Regions from separate parts of the Mus musculus genome. Here region 1 is linked to region 2. The links are chromatin loops, found by intact Hi-C in ENCODE. Cell type or tissue: left cerebral cortex. All regions are shown on one strand. Each heading gives the region's core, and the rest is flanking DNA. Links, peaks and the distances in the headings are about the cores only.

Region 1 (12,730 bases), core at 2,372-10,371, 300 kb before region 2:
CATAGAATAGTCGAAAGAGAATGGAACTTAGAGGCACAAAGCCGTGAGGGACAAGAGGCAGACACTAGGGGGCGTTGTGGGGGAACTCTACCCCCAACCATGCACTCTGTGTGTCCTGGACTACCAAGTCCACCTCTGCAATCTAAGCTCAGCTCTTGTTCCGGCTCCTGGCTGTTATCCTCAGACCACAGGCTATGCCCTCTTCTTGTTCATTATTTAATGTCAAATATGTGTGTGCTTTAGAAATCTGGATTTAACCAGGTGTGTTAGAGCAGGTCTTTAATCCCAGCTATCAGGAGGCAGAGGCAGGTAGATCTCTGTGAATTCCAGGCCATCTTGGTCTACATAGTGAGTTCAAGTCTAGCCAAGGCTGAGTGGGTGGGCCAGGACCTCTGGCGGGCCCAGGACTGCTATGCAACTTGCGGGATTTGTGCAAAGTAAAATAAAAACGTGGAACCCTCTGCTGAAAATTTAAGCTGAGCTCAGAGCCCAAGACCTGGCTAGTACGAGGAGGCCGCACCCCACCCAGGGTGGTGCTGGAAGGTTCTACCTCCTCCCAGGCTTCCTTCCTAATTCAGGGAAGCTGAAAAAGTGCCTTTTCTTCCTTTAACAACAACAACAACATCAACAAAAAGTGTTCAGAGGGTGTCAAAGCTGTCGCTCCAGAGACCACGTGCTGAAGACTATCCCCCACGTCAGGAAAACCAGCCAGTCTGGGCAAAGGGTGCCTGACCCCGGAAACATGCCCGGAGAAGGTTTCAGCTGCATTTGGGTTATAGGGCGAGGTGGCTACTTTCTCCAGACAGACAGAGGCTAGTGCTGAGGCCTACTGAGAATTTATTTTCACTTCAGCTTCTTTGATCTCAGTGGCAACACTGACTTCAAAATCTGGAGTAATCCCAAGACAACCTATCGGGGTTAACTAGACCCAGAGAAAATAGTTCTGCTTAAAGTTTCCTGTTTTTAACAGGCCCGGCACAGCCAAGCGGCCTTTCCGAACTGTCCAGCACGCTTACTTCCAGGAGGTGGCGAAATTGGCTACAGTGGCAGGTGGACTGCCCTTTAGAGAGGAGGGAGAAGGGTGTCTGGGGCCACAGACATGGAACATCTTGAGACTGAAGTCACAATGGCCAATAGCACCCTCCCCCACCCCTTCCCTGCGACCCTAGAGCAGCCCAGCTTGGGTGTGGCCCCTTCCTTCAGTGGAACTATTTGCTCTTTTAGCACCTGCTTGTCCTCCTGGGAGTCTCTGAAGGAACTTGGCTAGGTCACTCCCAGCCAAGAGGGAGGCAGACATCCCCCTGCTGCACCCAGAGCCCTGAGCCTCCTGTCACAATTCTGCTAAAAACTGCTATGCCTGGCGGCTGCGCACACCAGACCTCCCTCCCTCCCTGCAGTTACTAAGGCTTTTCCTCCATGGCTTCCCTGGCTCACAGCACTCATTACACACTCAGTCCTGTCTCAGGGAGAGCTGGGGATACTGCAAGGAAGGGTGCAATTCAGGAACCAACAAACTGCCAGGAAGACATCTGTCGAAGAGCCTAAGCCCCTCCTGGGGATGCTGATAACAACGGAGAGCAAACCATTGGTACAAAATAAAGTAGGTGCTTGCTAAGGAACTGGGCTGGGTGGTCTAAATAGCTCAGGTTCTACATCCTGGCCATTTGCTTCCCAGAATCTGTCAGGGTTCGAATCTCAAAGAACTGGTATAGACGAACTGTCTCCTTTGAGAAGGACCACGAAATTCTTTAATGCTAAAAATAGCCCCAGTAAACAGGCTTTGATGGCTCCCACCGCCAGGATATGTGCCGCTGAGAAGGCTGTGGAGGGCCTTTTCCGGAGCACTGCTCATTTCCTTTAGGCAGCACCGCCCATGTTGGGTGGCACACCAGTATGGTAGAGCCACTTGCCTTGTGTGAACTAGCAGGTGGCAGAGCAGGTGGCTTCTAACTGGGTCTTTGAGGCCTGGCTGTGCCAGCCGTAAGGCTGCTGCTTTCTTACTTCACCCGGATGATCCTTCTAGATGTTTCCATCTTCAAGAAACTCCTTGTTCCTAACAAGCTCCGATACAGGTTTCCTACTTCCCTGGTGCTTGCTACTTAGTTATCTCCGCAGGGTCTTTCCTTTCAAAGGCTGTGCACGCGTCTTCCGGGCATACTGACGGCAAACATAAAGAGTGTGGGCCACTTACTGTGCCTTATGCCGCACTGTGAGCAGGCTGGGGCTATCTCACACTTTCTGCAGAGTGATAGATCTCAGCTGGCCTTGCTGCTGCTCTCCTGGTGTGCCCCACAAGTCCAGCATTGGAGATTTTTATTTTGTTCTTTTCACACCTGCTCCCCCACCCTTGCTTGCTGCGCTAGCCTTCATAAAATGCTATGGGGCGCTACAGTCAGTGACTGTCGCTGACTGGCCAGACTCTTTGCTTTAAGAGAATGCTATAAGCAAGGTTAGACTTTCTTGAAGGGACCGCTGGCTGCTCTCAGCCAGTAACATCCTGGCATGAATCATCTTACTGGCCTCCTTCCAAACAGGACAGAAAAGGCCTTGATTTTGAGTATAGGTGGGGCCGGGGGAGGTGGGACAGTAAAACAATTGGGCTGAAAACCAGGGAAAACAGGTCTTACCACAAGGCATAGGAGGGCACAGAAATCACATCTGCTGCTGTAATTCTGTCCCCTTTGTCCCACTTTTCCTGAGAAGTCATGGTGAAAGCTTTAAAACCATGTCCTGGATTTTAATGTCTCAGGGATCGGAGAATCATATCCTGAGCAGACTGTGTGACTTCACTAGGCAAATGCCAGGAATAAAACATAAACAAATTCAAATCAAAATAATCAAAAATAAACTTGACATTTATGTCTAGAAACCTGGCTTTGTGCTGATCTCCAACTCTGCAGTAATGAGAATTTGATTTTTTTACATATGAGTCTGGGAAGCCTCAAATCAGAATTGGGGCGAATGCACATTCTATACATTTACTGCGGTCTAAAGCTCTTGGGACGCAGAAGCGACTCCACTTCAGCCCCAGAGCGCAGGGTTCATCTGGATTTAAGACAATCAAGTGATATTTCCACCCATGTTCCCGCCACAGTGTGTTCTGTCCTCCTGGGCCAGTGTGGAAGCAAGTATCGTAAAGCTATTGTTTCGGTTTGTTTCCTGTGATATGAATCTCAACTGTGGCCCGACTCAGCCTGGAGTTCTCAGCGCGGAGGCTTCCTCCCCAACATTCCCACACACTGCAGCCTACTGTGAAAATCAAAGGAAGTGTGCTGCTAAGTAAAGAAGAAACTGGCCCTAACGCTAAGCCTGGTATTTTTTAGGCGTTTGAACTCTGAGGTATACAAAACTCCACTTGCCTAAGTAATGAGTCTGTAGTTTGTTTTGAGTTGGGAAAGTATATGTTGTAACACTGTAACACGTAACTGCTAAAAGGTGGGTCCAAAGACATTAGAGTTCGCTCTGATTTTTCTCTTACATCGTTTCTTTTGTTAGACTTACTTCAAAGCTATAACTTGTACAACAGGCTAGACTTTCATATCATCCAACAATGTTTCATGGACTCTGCGGTCCAATGAGATAGAGCTGTGTACAATGTTTCTGAGAGAGATGGCAGCAACACCAATAAGCAAAGTGCAGGAGGATATCTGCTCAAAGATCCTCTAAACTTTTTGTCACATAAAACAAACAAACAAACAAACAAACAAAAAACCCACAGCACTTGCGAGGCAGAGACAGGCAGATTTCTGAGTTCGAGGCCAGCCTGGTCTACAGAGTGAGTTCCAGGACAGCCAGGGCTATACAGAGAAACCCTGTCTCAAAAAACAAACAACAAACAAACAAACAAACAAACACAACCCCCAAACCAACTAACCAACAAAAACAAAACATAAAGACCTATGGTTCAGGGTTGAAACGATGGCTTAGCAGGTAAAAAGGCCTTCTATTCAGACCTGACAACTTGGTTGGAACCCTATCCATGGTGGGGAGGGAGAATCAACTCCCAAAAGTTGTCCTTTCCTCCCCTCCACAAACACATGCATATAATAGGTGAAAATTTAAAACAATGAGCCACTTGGGTGGCTAAGTGCATAAGAGCACTGGCTGCCCAGGCATGAAGATGTGAGTTCGAGTCCTCGGCATTGACAGGTTGGCTGTGTGTGCCCGGAACCCCAATGTTGACCTGCACAGTCAGGATCCTGTGAGTTTGCCAGCCAGCCAACCTAGCTAAAATCGTGAGCTTCGAGTCGAGCGAGAGGTCCTGTCTAAAAGAAGGGAGGTTGAAGTCTTTAAGCAAGACTTCGACGCTCTTCCCTAACCTCTCCAGAGCACGCATGCACACACTAAAACAAAGGGTGGGTGGGGAGGAAAAGGCTCATTTTACATTCCATTTCTGGAAATAACCAGTCCCGAGAGTGCCTGGTAGGAGCCTGGAGAAATGGCAGAGAAGGAGAACTAAGCCACATCTCCTTCCGTGGCTGGACTCAGGAGCACTTCTTTAAGGTCACCAGGACCAGATGACCAAAACTTGTTTATCAATCTCTAACTTTTCTTTCTTCAGGCCTGGGAGCCCCATAGCTGACGCGCCAAGGGTTCTGGTCTGTCCGTGCTTATGCTGTCTAGAGAGTAGGCAGTCCTTGTTCTCAAGGCTCAGAGCTCCTGAGATGTCTGCTCCGTGTGGTGTCTGCTCTTGTATCTGTGGCTTTGTGTAGTACGTGGAGTGCGGGAGGGGTTGCACCAGGACACATGAGGGCAGATAAGCTCGGAAGATCCAACCCTAGCCAAGCCCTCTGCAAATCAACCTCGACCCATCGAGGAAGACACACAGGCTTCTGTGTGGGCGAGCACAGACAATGTGTCCCTGCTACGGCAGCAAGACACAGCTCTCAGAACCTCCTGGCCACCCACTGCTCCTGGCTAGTCCTGGTCAGGCTCTAGCTGCTTCACTTGGACATTGGCTCCCTGCCCCTTATCTACATTTCTTTTTTTTTTTTTTTTTTTTTTTTTTTTTTTTTGCCTGACAGGCTTTGCAAAATCCTACAAATCACCGAACTGTCGTCCTCATTTCTCCAAGAGGACAATCCTCTGTAAAATGAAGGCATGCATGGGGCATGGGTGAGACACCTCCGAGTCTGCCTTTTTATTTAGCAGTCCAGGCTTTACAAGTCCTTAGCCTGAGCTTCCCTCAACCATTTTCACCGTCTAAATCTGAGTAATTGCTGTTGCCCTGCTGTGTGTGCAGCGGCTCCGCCCTTGCTTTCTCCACTCTCTGCTCATTTCTGTAACAGCACGGTCACCTCAGCCTTGCAGCCCAGGCTTAGCCTCCAGCCTGGGGGTTAGAGGAGGACGATGGGATGAGCAGCCATTCTAACCTCCGAAGGTCTTTCCCATATATCCTTCCTGTGCACAGGGGCCCAGAATAGCACAGGCTAGTCTGGCTTCCCCGCCTCATTCTGGACCCCTCTGTGCAGGGGGCTCTTTCCCAGAATAGCCATGTAAGGAGTCATCTCCAGAGTGACACACTCACTCAGGAAAACTCAAAATGAGCCACGGGATCTCTTTCCCCCTTGCCTGCCTGCCTCCCTTGCTCATGCCTCGGACACTGCCCTGCTGTAGTGCCAGCCTGGCAGCTATATGCTGCCCAGTTTCCTTACAGAACTGATAAGTCTGACAAGACTGCACATAGGATGTGAAAGTGGAAACCCCAGGCTGCCTCTTCCTGGTGAGGCCTAACAGGAAATGATTTTTGAGGGATGTAACTCTGACAAAGGAAAGAAAGCATTCGTTATGAACTGTTTGTTGGTGAAGAGATATGCGGGAAAGAAGAACGCATCGGCTGAGCAGGGAGAGGTGCCCGAGGCTGTCCTCTATGGCGGGGGCTAGCCCAGCAAGAACGAATACAGCTGAGCCGCTGTCTCCACTCATTCCTATAGTGCCCTAATAATCCCCCCCCCCCATTTCCTACCCCTATCCTCCCAGGCAGTATGCCTGGCTAATTCCAGTTTGTAGGCAAGGAAACCAAGGTTCTGAGAGATAGATCACAAGGGACATCACCATTTCTGATGTCCTAGAGATGTAGCTGGAAGACAAGGATAAAAGGCTTCCTGCAGAGTCAACACAGTGTGGAGCGGGACTCTCGCCAGAGGTCCAGAGGTACTGGATGGGCTTCCAGGAGAAGCTGCTCTCGGCTCTCCAACCCCTTGGAGCACCTCACACTCTCTGGGAGCACCTCACACTCTCTGGGAGCACCTCACACTCTCACTTGAGTCTGTCCTTGGTCTCTTCCCTGGGTGAACTCATGAGAAGATCATTGCCAGAGGGGAGATGCTAAAATGAAGGAACAGGGCCAGCAAGAAGGTCCAGTGGCTAGAGGCATTTGCTGCTAAGCCTGAGGACCCAAGTTCAAGTCCCAGATCCCAGATGATGGAAGAAGAGAACAGAATGGACTCCCAAAGGCTGTCCTCTGACCCACATGCATACCCTCACACGCAACTAAATAAATGTAACACTAAAGGCCATGTGCCAGCTTCTGTGAGTGGATATTTGTAGATGTGTCTTGGAGCGAGGCCTAGGTAGATGCCAGCTTGGGGCAGGACCTGTCAAGCCTTACCTGAGGACAGGAGCTTATGTGTCCGAAGGAAGCTGATGGCCAGGCGCATGATGGAGGCTTTGTCCAGGTGGGAGCTCACACTGTGAGGCAGGGGCAACTCATGAGCCAACTCATAGAAGACCTCCGTCTCCTTGCTGCGCCGGCACCTCGCGGCATCACGGGATTTCTCCTTCCTCAGCTCTGAGCTGCTCCTACATGAAGAAACGAGGGGTTAGTCCTGGAATGTGGACGTCATCCATTCACACTCTCGGTAGTGACCCACTCACCCCCACAGTGAGTCAATTCTCCCACTGAACCCATCTGGCTCAGCCCAGGGGAGCTATGAGCAAGCCACCTTTTGGTATTGACTCTGCTTTTGCGCATTGGTGTCTTCTCAAATTGCTTTCTTCTGTATTCTTGCAGGAGCCAGAACTGGGCTTCACGTGGGTAGCGTTAGCAAAGATTTAATTAAACTAATGAACAAAGTTTGAGGACAGGGTCAAAGGGCACCAATGGAAAGAGAAGGGCGAAGAAGCTACGGTCAGACCAGCCCTGGCTTACCTAAGACCCTGTTTCTGATCTGAGAGACGACAGGTTAGAGTCTGGAGACATCAGTAAAGGCCAAGAGAACATGAGGCGGACAACACGCCTCCATTTGCAATCCAGAAGCAAAGACCTCCAAGGGTGGTAGCTGCAGTGGGTGCCATCCTTGCCAGCCTGAGGTGCCAGACTGACTCTTCTTTGTTGCAGAATGGGAAGGAAAGGACAAACTGACACCCAAACCTGCCTCTTTCCAGAGATCCTAAAGAAACACGGTCTTCGTACAAAGTCCATATCACGTACTAACACGGGTAAGTTTAAAAGTCAGAGTATCTGCCTGCTAACTCGTCAGATTCTACCATGAAGCTGCCTAAGTGTCGCATCAGTAACCAGTAACTGTGAGGACATACTGTGACCATTTATTTATGTGAAACTTTTAGTCCTGGGCACATTCCACTATAAAGAAACATTAGCAACAATCTGTCCATGAAAAGACAACCTATCCGCAACAGAGGGCAATCATGTCCTCAAAACACTGTGCAGGTCCCACACAGCACTTCCTGTGTGCTACACAGGGAGTGCAGTTAAGTAGCAAACATTTTTACGATGGTCACAGCGTCATGGTGACAGGTTTTTTGATACAGTTCAGCTACTCTTTCAGACAGTACAGTGTTAGCATCTTTAAATTTCACAAATTGTTGTGAGAGTAGCTGCTGTTAGCATCTCCAATATACAGATAAGAAAACAGGCCCACGGAGGCTAAGTAATTCACCCGTGACTGCCAGCTGGTAGGTGAACTCTGCCCCTGGCAGGGCAACCCCAGAGTCTAGGCACTTAGCCATTAGTAAGAGTTGCAGAGTAATGGGGTTAGTTAGGGAGCTCGCCCTCCCTGGCCTACCAAGTGGTTATCGATATTTTCCTGTGTTTTCTATAAATAACATATATTGCTTGTTTAATAAAGAAACTAACTTGGTATTTGCTTCTGTAGATGTCCAGTGTGCTTTGTGGCTTTCAAGGCCTTCTTCCAATTAGCTCCAGGCTGGCTCATGCCACCTTACCCTCTGAGGTTGCCAGTCCTAGGGGTTGCTCTCCTTTCTGCCTGTCTTTGAGCATGTCGTTATCTGGACAGAACATCACTACTTGGGGATTCCTGGAATGCTGGCATGCCTCTCATCCCCGTGCGGATTTGAGGCAGAGGCCCTGTTTCGACGTTTTCGACGTCAGAGCTCACTTCATTTGCAGGCCATCTAGGCCCCCAGATGGATTAGCCATTGGATACCAGACTGCAGGAAGAGCCACATAACATGGATGGTCAGGCAGAACCTTGTGAGAAGTTGTGAAAGAGGGAAATGGGTTTTCTTGTCCCCTCTCCCCTTGGCTTTCCTTGTCTCCCTTTCTCCCCCTTCCCTGCCTTTCAGCTCTCAGAAACCCCACACCTCTCTATTTCTATCCCACCCTTCTCACCCCTCAGAACCTGACCCCTGGGAGAATTTGCATCTTCTACCAGACTTTAAGGGCCATTATTGGTCCCTGGATTTTATATCTCAATCCTGAGCTCCTTAGGGTGGGATACCTTAAGGGCTCACAGGAGGAATGGCTGCACTGGAGTACCACAGCTCTGGCTCCTGAGGTCCAAGTAGGAGATCCTGAATTCCCCTCCTCAGCACCAGCCCTCACGCTTCCGGACAGCAGCAGGGTCAGCGCCTGATCCCGTCGTTGTTAACATCCAGAGCAGCTATGCCGTGAAGCAGTCACCACAGGCCGTGTATCAGCAACGATACCAAGAACAAGCTCTCCCGTCCGCGCCCCCTACCCCCGTGGCTGAGTTGTGGGGAACAGGCTAGCTAAAGTCTGGGTTCTCTTTGGCATAAGAGCTCTGGGTTTGGCTAAGCTCCTTCAGCTACATAAACACTTACTGATACAGACACGTTCAGTCACTGCGCCGACAACTACATATCACCCCGTTATACTCTTCTTACTGACACGGCTCGGTAGACATTGTGCAATTTACAGATAGGAACACTGAGGCCCAGAACATACCATGCCGTTTTCCCAAGGTCTTACAACCAGGAGCTACATAGGCCCTTCCAGTCAGGGAGCAGACAGGCTGACTAATTTTATCCTTGCAACCATTGTCTCCATTTCAGAGACTTGGAAACTGAGACCCAATTTGGTTAAGTTCTGTGCTTAGAGCAATTACCTAATTAGTGGCAGAGCTAGTGATAAAACATTACCTCCTCCCACTCGCATAAGAGGCAGTACCTTTCCTTAGCTGGAAAGAGGCAACTTCAACATTTTAACATTTAGATGGCCGAGACCCTGAGGCAGGTCCCTGGTTTAAAATGTTGTACACTCCCTTTAGCTACCTTTTTTTTCCAGTTCCACTGTAGAACTAGCTTGATTTTAATTAGATTGCCTAGTTAATCTTGACATAGTCCAGAGATGTCTAATGTTGACTCTTGGAAAAATAGACAAAAATCTGTAACACTGAAATCATTTAATTAGCAACCCTGAAGAAAAAGAATAATTATCATGAAGGCACAGATAACAGAAGCCCGAGCTTGTACGAAGCCACAGTGCTATCTACCCATCTCAATCTGGGGAAGAAAACACGTTCTCTGGGCTCTGGTTCCTGCATCTGTAAAGTAGGAAGAAAACTCCATGTCTTATCAGGATAAAATGGGTGCAGAATCCCTAGAAGGTTCTCTGGCAATCAAAACTATTGGGGCAGATTGAAGATCCATTGTCTGGCTACCCTGGGCATCGATGCCCTGAGAATCAGCTGCATCTGGACTCTGGCATGGCACCTGTCCGTCCTCGCTAAGCAGGCTGTCTGAGGGGACCAGGCTATGGCACACGGGCTGATCTTGACTGGCTCTGCATATTATATCTGGGCATCTTCCTAAGCCGACAATGTGCTTCATTTCCTGGAACACTTTTCTTCCAAGATGGGTCCTACAATGACCACATTTTGCTTATCCTTATTGAATGTGTCCCACAATTTACATATTAGAATCCATTGGCTTCTCTTAAAAAGATATCCTACCCTAAATACTTGATTCGGAGAGACTTGGTACTTCCTTACTCCACGTTGGTTTTCTTTCCTAAGTTCCTTTCCCATCCTTGGTTCCCATCCCTCTCCTGTTCCCACGAGATGGCCTGTATCATATGTGGTGTTCCAAACACACCACCTAAATGTGGTTCTGGCTGCCTGTCCTTACACACACCAAAGTTGGCCTGCGGGGACCATGCTGGCCCCTGTGGTCACAGCACAAGCCTCCTTCTCTAGAAGTAAGCAGTCAGTTAGGGGGTCACCTACACCTGCAGTCCTTAGCTAGAGGATCAGAGACAAACCTGCTAATAGCAAAGGCAGTGAGGCAGGATTCTGCTAACTGCGAGTGATAACAATGTTGCCCTTATAACGGCTTAGGTACATATTTTACATATTTTACTGCAGTTGAGTTTCATAATAACTCTTTAAGACAGGAGCTACAGAGACTAAATCACTTGTCTCAATCCTAGCTTCTCTGGGTCCCAACACCCCAATTTCTCCCCATGCAGCAAGGAAACTCTTGGATCGTTCTGACATGTCCAGTGTTGTTACAGACCTTCCTACAACTCAGATCCCCATCCACACCATGGGAAAGGGAGGAGGCTTGAGACTTAGAAAGACACAGTGCAAAGCAGTCCTTGGGGCTTGGACAGCTCTGTCTTTGGAAAAGCACCCAATAACCTTAGGGACATCCTAGGACCCAAGGAGTAAGGCCAGTATTGGAGTTCAGACTGGGAGGAGCAGGAAGGCAGGACGCACACAGCCCCCGTTGCTGTAGAGCTGACTTACAGTGAGGTGTTGTTTGATCAAGTCCAACATCAAGTAGCCTTGCACGCTCCCTACCACACTGCACAGTCCTCCCTACCACACTGCACAGTCCTCCCTACCACACTGCACAGTCCTTCCTACCAAACTGCACAGTCCTCCCTACCACACTGCACAGTCCTTCCTACCACACTGCAGCTAGGGGTGGGAGCATTTTCTTTTCCACATTCATTTACAGTAGCTCTCCCTGAGGGGAAACAAACATGATTCTGAAAGATTTAATCCCAGGTAAAGGAGGTAAGCTCTTCTAAGCAGCATGCTAAAGGTAAAACAGAACTGACTGTCCAGAAGCATCAATCCAGGGGTAACCGTTCCTCGCTCAGCTACGACTGGCTACCCCTCAAAGACAAAGTCAAAGATGCTCCAGTCCTTAAGGGGTAGTGTTTGTGTGGAACCTGCACACATCTGCATCTATACTTTAAACCACTTGATTACTTACAATGCGTCCTAGAATGTGAGCACTATAAGTAGCTATTATGCTGTATTATTTAGGGGCCGATAATAAGAAAAAAAGACTGTATATATTCACCACATTCATAATTTCTTTCCAAATATTTTAGATCTAATTAGTAGAATCAAAGGATCCAGAAGCCTAGACTATGAGGTAAAACTCACCCAGGCAAAGCTTGGCCAGAGCACGTGATACTGTAAGTGTGGCAGTGGGTCCCGATGCTCTCATTCACAGTGACCTACTCTCGGCCCAATCCTTGTTTCTCATCTGCGAGTGTCCAAGCCTAGCTGTCTCCAGCAGACTCAACTTTTACTGTGACTGCAGTCATCAGGTATCTAAGTCAGATGTCTGCTACCGTATAAGGTTAAGTGGCTGAGAGGTCAAGCGAGGCTCACTAAACCAGCTTGGGCCAACCTGTTGGTTGGATCTAAACGTACGCTAAATCACAGGGCACTGTGAAGGCAAGCAGGAAGGAGGTGGGCTCTTCAGTGAGCTTGTGGAGCTGCCAGACAACAGCTGCCTGGTGAAAGAAATAGCAGCTTCAGGCTAGAAATGGCTCAGTGGTTAAGAGCACACACTGTTCTTCCATACCTGGGGTTCAATTCCCAGCACCCACATGGTGGCTCACAACTGTCTGTAACTCCAGTCCTAAGGATTCTGATATCTTCTTCCTTTGTGGGTGCTGCGTGGACATGGTACATGGTCACAGAGGCCAGCGAAACAGCCAACACAAAATCCAACATAAAAATACATAAATATTTTAAAAAGAAAAATTACTCAGGGTCCCGGAGAAAATCAAGAGTCCCTGGACCCCAAGCTTAGCAGTTGTTTGCGCAACTGATGAAATCACAGCAGAACCCATGCCTCTGCAGAGTTCTTGATCTTGATTGCTCACTGGAAAAGCCTTAAAAGTAGATCCTGGGGCCGGGCAGTGGTGGCACATGCCTTTAATCCCAGCACTTGGGACGCAGAGGCAGGTGGATTTCTGAGTTCAAGGCCAGCCAGCCTGGTCTAGAGAGTGAGTTCCAGGACAGCCAGGGCTACACAGAGAAACCCTGTCTCGACCCCCCCAAAAAATGGATCCTGGGGTCCCAGCTCGGACTGACCTTAGATTTGATTTATCTGAGGACACCATGACTCCTGCCCAATTCTGTTCTTATGTGCCCAGGGCTAACCATTGTTACACAGCTGTCAATTTTTTTTTCTTTCTGAGACAGAGTTTCTCTGTAATATAGTCCTGGCCATCCTGGAACTTGCTTCGTAGACCAGGCTA
Region 2 (12,730 bases), core at 3,071-11,070:
GAAAGGACATTGCTTTGGGTGGGGGGCAGAAATTTCAATAGACAAGGCAGAAACTTTTCCCTGGAGTAACCCATGTGACTCCCTCTGAGGAAAACATCACACCACTATCAAAATTCAACACCCATCTAAAAATAGAGACTCTAAAAAAAGGGAGTAAAGCCTGAAATCCAATCGATGAAGGTGCCATGGAGAGATCGAGAGGGCTGACGTCAGCCATGAGGAAACTGGCTTTGTTTGGTCAACAGGTTAGATAACTCTGGCCTCTAGTTTTGGATTTCTACACAAACCTTTTCATTCGGATTAGGAAATGAGCAGTTGAGATGCACGTGTGCCCATCGCTTACCATAGCTGGCAGCAGCCAGCGTCTCCCTCTCCCATTAGTCCCAAGTTCCCTGGTCAACAGTTCTATACCAGTCAGCAGAAACCTATGCCTTCTTCAGAAGATGGCTGGCCTTCTGGATGCAGAGGGAAATGGATGCCTGGTGCCAGTTTTCCCTTCAAGACCTCTCATGGCCCCTGGGCTCCTGTGTCATGCAAATGGCCTCCTCAGATGTTCCTGCTTGTCTTTCTTTCCTTCAGTTCATGCCATACAGAACTGCACAGGCTGTCATTTCTAAGTCATCGTTCTCTAGAACATCTTTGAGAAGGTCTCTTCCAGAGTGAGTCTGGACTCTTGTCTGGCATCGCTCATAGTTCTAGCACTTAGTCAGAATCTCTCACACCAAGTTCTTTCTCACACGTCCCAGGATGGATCTGTTGTCCCTGAAACTTCTGCCAATCAGGATCTATTCTATGACATCTCTTGCTCTTTAAAACTCTCTGTCTCCCCCCTCCACCAGCAGAACTGGGCAGAGCCCACTCCTTCCCCACCTCTCTCTACAATGTTCTTCTACCCCAGGAGGCAAGAGTGGGCGCTGTGATCCAGTCTCAGCTCTGCCTCGCTGGGAATGTTGGTGTGAAGCTGGACAGAGTGGGGCTGCTCTGTCACATGGGGAAAGTGGCATATGAAGGCCGTCCTCCTGGGACATGCATGGGGCCTGCACACATGAGCACACACCCACATATGAGGCCCGCATGAGCACACACCCACACATGGGGCCTGCATGAGCACATACCCACACATGGGGGCTACACACATGAGCACACACCCACACATGGGGCCTGCACACATGAGCACACACCCACACACACTACCTCAACCAAGGCATATCTATAAACCCTATGTATGAATATGAAAATTAGCTGCATTAGAACAAACAAATAGCTTAGCAGAACGCACACACACACACACACACACACACACACGCTAAAGGCTTTAACTCTTGGTCTGCGTTATGTCAGCATCAATGGCTTATTTATAAGTTACGGTCAAGTTTGTATCATAGAATGTATCACAGGGTTAGGTTGTGTTTTTGGGAGGCCAGGGCCAGCCCTCAGACAGAGATGAACAGGCACTGTGGAGAGAGTCTAATCTTTCAGATCAGCCCCGCTAGAAACCAAGCATTTGTGGCCATCTTCTACCTTCAGTGCAAGATTTCTGTACCAGGGCCTTAGGTGGTCTCGAAGCCTGGAAACCATCCAGCTGGAGGTTATAAGAGGAAGGAGAGCGGGAATCCCATATGACGGTCGCCATTTTAGGAATATATGTATCAAGTGCATGTTATTTTAAAACAATCAGGAAACACCACATAGTTGTTCTTGTTATATAGCCATTTGAGTTATTCTTTTTTTTTTTTGTCTTTTTTGAATTTTTCAAATTTTCCACAAAGAATAAACATTCTTGGTTTTGGCATGGTGGGGCACGTCTTCAACCCCAGCACTCAGGAGACTGAGATAAGTGGCTTTCTGTGAGTTTGAACCCAGTCTGGTCAGTGTAGTGAGTCCTAGTGCAGTCAGGACTACATAGTAAGATCCTATCTCAAAAAACAAAGCCCCGTGTTTGGGAACTAGCATGAAGCCAGCACTTTCCACACTGTGACACAATAAGTGTGCTCCCATAAAGTGAGACCATGACCTCCTCTGGCTGCCACTACATCCTGTGACAGAGAATGTGGTGCCTCATGACCTGGCACGTAGTAGGAGGTCAACACACTGTGACTGAATAGGAGAATGTGAGGCCCCACCCTAGCCAATTCTGGATTCGGCAAGACAGACAAAGTCTGGTGACAGCTAGCCAAGCCCAAATGACAAGCTCTGGGATCAGTGACCAAGGACTTGTTTTAAAAATGGAACATGATGCAACATACTCCGGATTCACCTCAGGCTTCACACGCTCAGATGCAGGTACACACACAAGTGTATACACACAAGCAGGTACACACACAAGTGCATAAATGTGCCTATCACCCCATCCCCAAGGTCAGAGCATCGGCTGTTTGGTTGGTTGGGGTGTTTTGTTTTGTTTGCTTGATATTTCTTTGAGGCAATCTTCGTAAGGGTCACCTCAAACTTTCTCTCCTCCTGCCTCAGCTTCCAAGTGTTAGATTTATAGGCCTGTGCCCAAGGTGATACATCTTATGTTCATGTTATCATAATCACATGTGAAAATAAAGAAGAGAATAATCACGCCTGCCTTGTCGTAGCATGTGAAGAGGGCCAGCTGAGCAGAAGCCTATGACGGCGACTCCAGTTCAGGCAAATGGCTTCCTTACATGCAAAGAAGCTAGCTGACGTGATGTGACAGTATCTAGACTAAGGGGCAGCACTCCTCCCTGCTCCTCCCTATCTTCCCTGCCTATCTATCCTGGACACAGGAGCAAAGTGAACTCTATAAGCATGCATTTCATTCTAGAGTGGGTCCTTGCCTCAAGACCTGAGTGATTGATCTCTTCATCAGGCCTGATTGATATGAAATCATGTGGCCCTTCTACTTGCATTTCCAACACCCCCCCACACACACACACACACAGACATGCCCCTCCGTCCTCCCCAGGAGGCAAAGATTACCACTCAATGACTTTAAATACTGACCCTCCTATCAGAGTCTCCATGAGCCCTTGGTCGCTTGCAGGCCACAGGACCCCTGAGTGTGTAAACTGGCTAAAGCAAGAGAAATGGCATTGCTTCCCAGCACCCTCACTCAGGATGCTCTTCAGCACCAAGGAGATGTGCTTCCTCCAGTCGCCATCACTACATAAGCCACTGTGTCACACAAAGCCCAAAGCATCCATGTAGACTCACTTCACCTAATCCTAGAAAACACTACCTACCCTAGCACTACTGCTTAGAGTCTTCTCCTGGCAAGTGTGTACCACAGAGTCCCTGAGGGCTGCTAATCCAAACCAACTAGAGGTGTGGAATATCTCAGGCTTTTGTTTTCCAGAAACAGCCAGAAAATGGGCCAAAAGCCCTCCAACTCCTCCCAGGCCCTTGGACCTCCAGCATCATGTGGTCTAGCAGGACCATGGCCTACCCCTCAGGTTGCTTTCTCTGCTCTCTCAGACTTGCCTGATTATTCATTAGATTTGCCATCTCTCTGCTGATCATCTTGCTTTCCCATTTTTTTCTTTAGGGTTTACTGTTCTGCTAAAAGTCAAAACAAACATTAGAGTTCCTTGAAACTACAAATTCTCTCCTATGTTGTCAACACTTGCTCTGGGAAGCTCTCCCCATGCCCACAGAGATGATTAAGTCACATTCGAAAAACATCTCCAGTTGCTTTTTAAGGATTTTCCATGCTGCCCGTTCCCCAGGGCTGGAGGGAGACTGGCCAGCGGAGATCCTGTAGAAGCTCAGCCCCGCTTCCCCAGTTTCCTTCACAGCAAAGTCCTCCTGGATTTGGCTTCCCAGGCCTGGCAGGAAATGCCAGAGGGTGGGGGACGGGTACAGTGTGCACAACTGCAAGTTTTAAAGAGGCAATGCCACGGGTGAAACCGGCCAGGTCAGGTTTTGTGGGATCCAGTTGGAAAGGATGGATTTGTAATGGCAGTGATAAAGTACAAACACACGAAATCTCAAAGGGCTTGGGATTTTTAATTTTCTGTTAACCACAAAATCAAAATAAATCTACCTCCTGGGAGCTCTCTGAGCGCCAGCAGCCAATGAAACAGGCAGAGTCCGTAAAAGCAGCTCCTGCACGGGGCTCTAGCCTGGAGCAGGAGGGCCATGCCTTTGAGAGCCGAGCGGGGCACCACAGCCCCCTAAAGAGGGTCCCAGCGCTGCCATGTCCCTTTCTCTCAGCAAGAATTTGTTTTGCTTATTTTCTCAGTATGCACCCCCCCCCCCCCTTCTCCTCTTTCTCGTGTCATCTGTCCACAGAGAAACAGGAAACAGGAGCTGTGAAGTCTAGTGTGGGAGAATGCCAAATGAAATCTAGAAAGAACTTCGGAGCCATCTCTAGGTGCCCGCCTTCCTCCCAATGCTAACCCTATCTCAAAGGCCAGCTCTGTAGCTTCCCTCGCCCGATTCAGGTTCTCTAGAAGCTAAAAAACACAGCAGGGTCTCAAGTCTAGCACAAGGTCAGAATCTGATGGGTATGTATGTATTTGTGGTTTGATTGACTGGCCTATCTGATCATTCTCATTAGCGCTGGGTTCTGGGATCATTTCACTTGTTTCTTATCTTCCAGAGTCTGCGGAAGAAGACTACAGCACATCACCAAGGACAGAACAGCTTAGAAGAGAGAAACCTTAAGTCCTTATTTGAATTTAGCTTGGTCCTTCAGCAGGCTGCTGCTGGCAAACTTAACTGGGCCATTATGGTTGTTACCAATGGCTCTGCATGGCCATCCTTGCTGGATGCCAGAAAAGGCACAGGACCTTACTTTACCCTCTCCCAAGCTCTCCCAGCCAACCTGTACATGGCACCCAGTTTAAAGTTCTGCATAATCGACCAGGACGCTCTCAAGGCAGCTTCCAGAAGAGCTATTCCTCCCTGTATACTAAAACCTGAGTCTGTTAGTGACTTTTCTAATTGCTGTAACTAGACAGCATGACCAAGGCAACCTAAGAACAAAGAGTTTCTTTGTACTTATGGTTCCAGAGGGGTGGAGTCCATGATGGTGTAGCAAAGACATGGCGGTGGAAGCAACAAGCTGAGGGCTCAGCTCTTGAGCAGCATGCAAAAAGCAAAGAGAGCACATTAGGAATGGTGGGAAGCATCTGAAGTCCAAAGCCCACTCCCAGTGACACAGTTCCCCCAACAAAGCTGCATCTCTTGAGTCTCCTCAAACACTGCCACCAACTGGAGGCCAACATTCAAGTAGCTGAGCCCGGAGGGGTCCTGCTCATTCAAACCACCACACTGGGGCTCAGCCCAAACCAACTTCACACCCACTGTTGCTTTGCCCGTTCTAATGAAGGATGAGGCAAAAATCTTAATAGGATTGAAACAGATATTTGTGGGTTTGAATCATATATGAAAATCTCAGTCAAAACCACAACAGTATGGTGGCTGAGGAATGGTACTTTTTCAGGAAAAACAACATCCAAGCAAGGTTGAAAACTGAGCACGGATTGAGGCTGTCCTTTCTGCTTCCACTCCATCTCACCCTTCAAAAGCACCGCTGCCCCGCTAGACCTGAGAGCAGCAGCTCCCAGCTCTTCTTGGTGTGAATGCCACGGAAACACTAAGGATTTCTTAGTGCTAATTTACTGCAGATGTTAGTATGAGCCCCAAGTCCTGACCCCAGTCACCCAGTCATCCTTCCTCAGGCAAATCTGTGTCCCGCTGATAACCCCACACCCAGCACCTACTTCAAGGCAGGCATGAGATTCTAAGTTCAATTCCCAATACCCACCACACACGCGCGCGCACACACACACACAACTGTTGGTTCTCTGAAACAATTTTTTCAATGATACAAAGAAAAAAGTAGACTAAGTGGTTTTGTTGTTATTGCTTTTAAGACAAAACTTAAAACTACTGAATGTAAGCCCATGTGAAAAGAACCACAGACAATAAAGACATATCACACCTGATACTTTTCTCTTTGATCTTGAATTAAGTTCTAAATGAGTTAGATATGGTGGCTCGTGCCTATAATGCCAGGACTTAATAGGTGGAGGCAGGACTGTCCCGAGTTCCAGGCTAGTAATGAACTGAACTTCAGAATGGGGCCCCATCTCAAAACCAAAACCACAGTAGCCAAGCTGTAGTGGGAGAACAACGCCAAACCCATCTCTGCACTTGTTCTGCCACACTGGACTCTGCATTTGTACACAAACATGAACTCACACTAATCTGTTTGGTGTTACACAACACAAGTTTGAAAGAGAAATGACTTAGCCACCAATCTGAGGCTTCTCAGAAAAGAAACAGATTTTTATGAAGCAGGGTCTCTGAGGACAGTTTCATAGAGAAAGCAACCCTGGTGTTCCTGAAAAATAAGCCGCAGAGTGGCCAGGCCCTTTCAGGTGGTTCTCATTTCTGATGCCATCAGAAGGAGAGGAAAACTTTCCTAGATCAGTGTTGCTTACTGATGTCATGCGTGGGTTGATGGGGGAGAGTCGGGACCAAAATAATTGGGCAACTGTGGATTAAACTAAGGTAATCTTTCTTGGTACGCTGCAGGACTCTTCCGGGACTCCAGTGAGCTAATGTGACCTGAGACTACTGGATGGGAGCTCAGGCCACAGAGTCTCCCATTCCTAAAGCTCCTCAGACAAGCAGGGTTCTCAGAAACTGCCTCAGGGGTAAGGGTGGGGGCTGGAGCAAAGAGGCTGTCAAGTTTCTGATGGCAGGAACGGGGTCTTGTTCACCAGGACCTAGCATATAGAACACATGTATGCGTGTGCACATGCGCACACACATACACACACATACACACACACACACACACACACACACACACACACACACACACACACGAGCACCTACATACATGTCACCCTTCACTGTCTAGGACCCAGTCTGGATTGCCTTCTAAAGCACACAAATACTACAGATTCACAATGCATCCTAGAAGACTTTCTCCCATACGCATTTCCAAAAAGGAAAATAAAATAAGAATTTTTATGAAGAACATGTGCTGTTTCTGTAAGAATAATACCAAATCAGATGGGTGTGGGTGTGTGCTACAATGTCCATACACACACTCATCCTTTACTGCCACCTGCTGGCAGCCAGGTAACTTTTATATGGTTGGATTTCACTGTGGAATTCCAAGCATTTGTTTAGATTCAACATCTCCTATGACATCACACAAGGTAGAAGGATGAAGGTAGCTTTTGCTTTTTTTTTTTTTCTTCTTTTGAGCTGAAGCAGCCTAGAAGCAATCTTACTGTTGATTGAAAAGAGCTGGAACCGGGTTTACACCGCATCTGTTGGTTTTTCCAATGAGTCAACACTGGGGTTGACCATTTGGCTTTGAGTTGCCACAATCTGAAAGTGCACTATCGATCTTTCATCCCTGCACAGACACACATATGGTGTTCAATCGAACGCCTATCTCTGCAAGGGTAAAATCCACTCCACCACACTAAGTCTTGGAGAGAGGTACGCAGACGGTCAAAAGTGGTTTCTGATAGCTTAGATTCTGTGTGTTAGATGCCACGATACTACCCAAGAGGTCAGCTGGCCAGCCCCTTCTTAAGCATACCTTGGTCTGGAAGCAGCAATAGAGTTGGGTTAGATAAGGGTGTTTCCGAGCCAGAGCCAAAATCCTCTTCTCTGTCATTGTGCAGTCCACATCATCGTCTTGTAGGATAACGTCCTTCTTCAAGACCTTCACAGCGTAGACTTCATCTTTGCCTTTGAGTTCCGCCAACATGACCTGCAACCAGTTTTAACACATCTGGTCAGTCTTCACACCCACAGAACCAAATGATGTCAAATATCTAAGTGTCAATTGTTTCTTTCTTTCATTTTTAATGAAGATGTTTAGGAAGCTAACATTTTAAACGTTTAGGGAAACTACCTAAGGGGTTTTTTTTTTTTAAATCTCTGGCACAGTGCTCAGGTAAGAGAAGTTTAATGCACAGGGGCTAATTATTCATATCTTCATCTCCACTAGTGATACTGTAATTATCAGAGAACAAATGTAGCGTGCTTCCTATCTCTCCCTTGTATCTTTCTCTTCTCGCCTTTTCCCTCTTTCTTCATTTCTTTTGACAGTTCCCACTATGTAGCCCATGTTGGTCTTGAACTCATGACACTTCTGTTTCATCCAAATGCTAAAATATTAGGTGTGCCCCACCATACCACACACACATACAGACTTTCAGAAGAAGCAATATGTTATATGTATTTTCCTATAAAGTCTTCATCTCTATCATGATTGCTGGTACTCAGTTCAAAGTAAATACACTATAATTGATTCTGCTATCTCCTTCATATTAGAAACAAGTTATACCCAATTAAGTTCTATATAAGTTGCGCTGAGTGCTTTTGGACACAATTTAAAATTTTGTTTGGCATTATATCCTTGAAATAGATAGTTTTAGAACTAAAGGGTTGAACATTTTACACACTTCCCGATTTTTAAAAAAAGACTTGTTTATTTACTTATATAAGTACATGTCTTCAGACACACCAGGAGAGGGCATCGGATCCCATTACAGATGGTTGTGAGCCACCACGTGGTTGCTCAGGACCTCTAGAAGAGCAGACAGTGCCCCTAACTGCTGAGCCATCTCTGCAGCCCACATTTCCTGGTTTTTAAGAGGGCTACTTCAGAGAATAGCGTCTCTGAGCATGGGGCCGCTTTCACCTTCCCCTTCTGTTGGCTTGCTTCCTCTTCCTTGACAAACGGGAGACATTACCCTGACTCTGCTTTCAACTTGCAGTCTACCTTCCTGGGAGATTTATTTTCCAGTCGATTCTCTTTGTGGGAGAGTTTTCTCCTCTGTCTAGTTATTTGGGGTTGTTACTTCTAAGTCGGTACACATAAGAGACATAAAGACAAACCTCTTGCTCTCCGCACTGGCCCTCCCTTGCCTGCTTCATGACAAGCTGCTGCTATCTTTTCTTACTGAACATAACCTCTTTATCTGTGTGTACTTAATCGTGCCCTGTGTTTGCCTTTACAGTTTTATCCACAGTGCTGCAGGTAAAGACACAATTCCTTCCCCTGAGGGCTTATGGGGAGTCTGTTTTCTTGGCATTTGCCTATCAGTTGGCGTTTTCATTTATCTCCAAATAGTTGCAGGTCATTCTCCTTCCTGGGAACTTTGAAGAATGCTATTCCAATGTTGCCGTCAAAGTAAACCGAACATAACCCAAGGAACTTGAGAGGGTGCGGATTCTGTCACCTACAAAATACAGCCTATGTAAAACGGGCTCCAAGCTGCTTGCGATGGTGTGATTTTGCCTAAGAAGCCAGCTAAGCGCTCAGAGTCTTCAGGACCCCTATCCTGTCTACCTTACGTGCAGACCTGGGAGTTCTGAGCATGCTCAGTTCCCTAGAATCCTGCTCAGATTCAGACCTAGCCCTGCTCATAGCCTAAGCCAGAGCCACACGTAAACCAGAGGCCTGGGGTCTGTTTCTTATTAAGCTAGTTTTTAAAGAATGTGATCGATTCAGCAGTTGCCATCTGAGGAAATTTCAGTAACCTCCCTGCCAGGTGATCTCGGGACAGATAGGGCAGGTGAGTGCCTGCAGAGGCAGGCCCTGTGCCTGAGGGCTTCACGGAGCCTTCCCTCAGAATGGCCTTGGAATGGTGAATTAGGCCTTTCACTCCTGGCTGCTTCCCAGAGCCCAGCACAAATGAGAGAACCTAACTGCTACACCAGGCACGGTATTAAGACAGACAAGGAGACAGATAGACAGATATCTGAAATGCCCCTCATTTTTCTGGGCTCTTTGCATTTTGCCAGGACCATCACTGGTGGGCACAGCCCCACAAGGCATAGAGTGCAGCAGAGATCTGGGGGAAATGCCCTCAAGGGCAAAGGCCCGGATCCACTACACAATTATCCAGCTCTCCTCTCACGTGGAGAAGAAGAGCAGAATGGTTAGCAAGCACCAGGAAAATCAGTTAAGGACATTCAGCTTCCAGAGTCCTACACAGCAAGGTTTGCTCTGAACCTGGAGTCCACCAAGGACAGACGCTCAGAGCTCATGCTTAAGGTTTTCCTACTGAGAAAGCGGGATTTCACATGGCTCTCTGCACAAAGGAAGAAATGTGCACATGGAGTTGACAGTTGGGAAGAAGGGACATGCTAACACATGAAACTGCTCAGTGTGGTCCCTCCCTCCCTCCCTCCCTCCCTCCCTCCCTCCCTCCCTCTTTGCCTCTTTTCCCCATTTGATAAGTGAGAACTACTGAATCCTACGGTGATGCCCACAGACCTTGCCAAAGCTGCCTTTGCCCAACACCTTGATGAAGTTGAACTCATCCAGCCCCAAGCGCTTGGCCTGGCCTGGCCGGACTTCCCCGTTCTCTCCGGGGCTTGCCAGCTGGCCATCGGTGGCCGACGACGCTCGGTGCTCCTCTCCTCGGTTGTCAAATGACAAGGCCTTCCGAATGTTGTTTTCAAGTTCTTTTAGTTCTAGGGCCAAAGGTAAAAAGGAACTGGATTAGGACACACCTCATGAGCCATTTACATTAAGACTCAACCTTCAGGACCCATGATCATCCTTCATTTCTTCGTGGCGGCGGCAGACCCAGGGGCATCCTGTAGGTTCCTCCATCTGTCTAACATGTTTCTTTCAGTACCTAAGGTACAACAAGGCGTCAATCTGCAAAGACGAGGAAGACACAGTTCCCGATCTGTTGGGACTCATTGCCACCAAAGGCCTCTGAAGGCCTAGCAACCTTGTCCATAATTTCGGTGTGGTGAGACTACATGCCTTCCCTGGATCTCTGCAGACTCAGGGGCAACAAGGCACCCTTCCCTTCAACTTTCCTTTGAAGATGAGAACACTCAGAAGTCACCCTCACAGGCGTTCCTGGTGACAGAATCACTCACTCACTCACTCACTCACTCACTCACTCACTCACTCACTCGCGGGGGCTGTGAACTAGAACCAAAAGAACTTGAAAACAACATCTAGGAAGCCTTTGTTTTTTCTAAACGCCTTTACTTAGCCTTGAGGTTGGCTTTATGCTGAGCACTTGCCCCACACGAAGCTACCCAATAGAATGAGCCACAGGCTTATCATTAACAAAGATTAGTTTCCCACAATGGCATGCCACAAACTTATCTCTGCTGGGTCAGGAATTCCGCAGTACAATTTCTCAACTACGAGACAGTCTTGTGGCCTTCTGGAGTATGTGACCTAAATTACCTGGATGACAGTGCTGGGTGGCCCTCTGACCCTTTCTGTATGAAGAAGGTCTTTTATGGTTAGACATTCATTCGCCAACAGGAGCACTCATCTGTGTAGTATGGGTGTCCTGACATGATCCTACTGTAAAAGACTCTCATGAGTAACAGGGGTTACAGACGGTGACAGAGTATCTATGCCTCGGAATGAAGACAGATCAGTGAGCAGCACCTCTGGAGAGGAAGGTCTCTGCTTCCTTTCCAGAAGGACTCGAGTCCTAAGGGCCCACGCAGGGGATCTGGAGTGAACTCATAACGGGGTGGAAGGACAACAGCCAAGCCCGCAGACAGCCCTGCATGACAGACTCAGAAGTTCTGTAGCTCACTCACTCCAAGATATGACTTTTGTCCCGCCGGGAAGGCCTCAGTTGTTAAGAGCATCTTGGAAGGTAGAACTCAGGTGTCTGAAGACCCCAAAGCTCAAAGAAAATGGCTTTCTGAATTCTTACAGAAGAGGAGAAAGAGTTTCTCGCTCATCTCAGTTTTGTGATATGTTACATATCCTTTAGTTCTCCTGTGAGGCTGGGAAGCATGGGACCTGCCTGGATGGCACATCTGTCTGAATAAAGGCCCAAGAGGCACAGCAGACAGCACACCAGGCAAGAGCCAGGCCTAAAAATCAGGGGTATGTCACTCTATCTAGGTCTGTTATCATTGGACCCCATCTCTTTGAGGTTTCAGGACATTCTGTATGAAAAAGGGGGAAAGCTGAAAATGTCTGACTGGCCCAGGATAGGATCTCTAAGCTGATTACTTAGGGAGGGATGGAATCTCTTTGGGAATGAAGTAAAGACACAGCAAGTGAAAGAGGCTGGAAGAGGAGCTGAGAGTGACTAATCTATAGTCTCAAGACTGGAGAAGGGCCACTGAAACGGTCCTGCTCACTCCTGAGTAAGAAGCGCTGTGTCATAGCGATGACCTCCAATGAGGAGCTCATTGTTCAGGAGAGGCACAGGCCAGTCCTGGACACCAACTTGGTTCTGGGCCTCAGGACAAGCATTTCTCAATGCTGAGCTCCCATTCCTTAGCCTATTACCTGGTATAGAGCTGATGTGGGTAAAATATTAGCAATAACACCTCAGAAAGGGCCACAGGGAAGGGCGCCACCCTACGGTGAAGTCATTCCGCCTTGTGGGAGCATGCAGCTCTCTCCGGGGATGGTTGGGACCCATTTGTCACCAGAAGGGGAGGGTTCAGACAGAAGTCCCTGTTTAGTTCTAGCATCTCAGATTCCATAAATGAATAGGAGAAGAGACATCATCCCTAAATCAGCCAAATCTCAGATCTTGGGGTGCCACCATTAATGGGGAGGGCTGGAAGGCAAGTATACGGACATGTCTAGGTCCAGCCGGAAGGATGGCGCAGTGAGCAAAGGCTGCATCCCACACATGTGGGCCTCCCGCTAACCCTAGGCTGGAGGGAACAGAGGCGAGCACTCCTGCTTGGCGCCCTCAAGAAAGCCTCGTAAGCCTGCAAGAGCAACTACTGCCATATCAACAAGGAAGTAGTGTGTGGGGACCTGCTG

What was found. Hi-C counts contacts between places; a loop is a spot of excess contacts. Peaks named below come from ENCODE experiments on the same cell type or tissue, not always from the same donor. Only the 100,000 strongest peaks of a DNase experiment are listed, where the experiment ranks them.
Region 1: a loop joins it to region 2, with 3 times the contacts of the local background. A loop is called at or near these places in 3 of 42 quality-filtered maps.

What each region holds. Positions count from the first base shown.
Region 1 is chr17:86,791,187-86,803,916 of GRCm38, reverse strand. It overlaps Epas1 (endothelial PAS domain protein 1), which reads right to left. Exons shown (of 16, transcript NM_010137.3): 2 at 6,611-6,801. Among named protein-coding and RNA genes, the nearest start is that of Epas1, 44 kb to the right of the region's middle. In left cerebral cortex, for the core only: no CTCF peak of the experiment used is centred there; DNase peaks (open chromatin) are centred at 2,512, 3,162 and 6,803; H3K27ac peaks cover 1,613 bases.
Region 2 is chr17:86,490,919-86,503,648 of GRCm38, reverse strand. Prkce (protein kinase C, epsilon) reads right to left here. Exons shown (of 15, transcript NM_011104.3): 9 at 10,229-10,428; 10 at 7,538-7,711. Among named protein-coding and RNA genes, the nearest start is that of Gm30284, 52 kb to the right of the region's middle. In left cerebral cortex, for the core only: CTCF peaks have their summits at 7,059 (motif pointing left) and 8,461 (motif pointing right); DNase peaks (open chromatin) are centred at 3,782, 7,039 and 8,573; H3K27ac peaks cover 1,385 bases.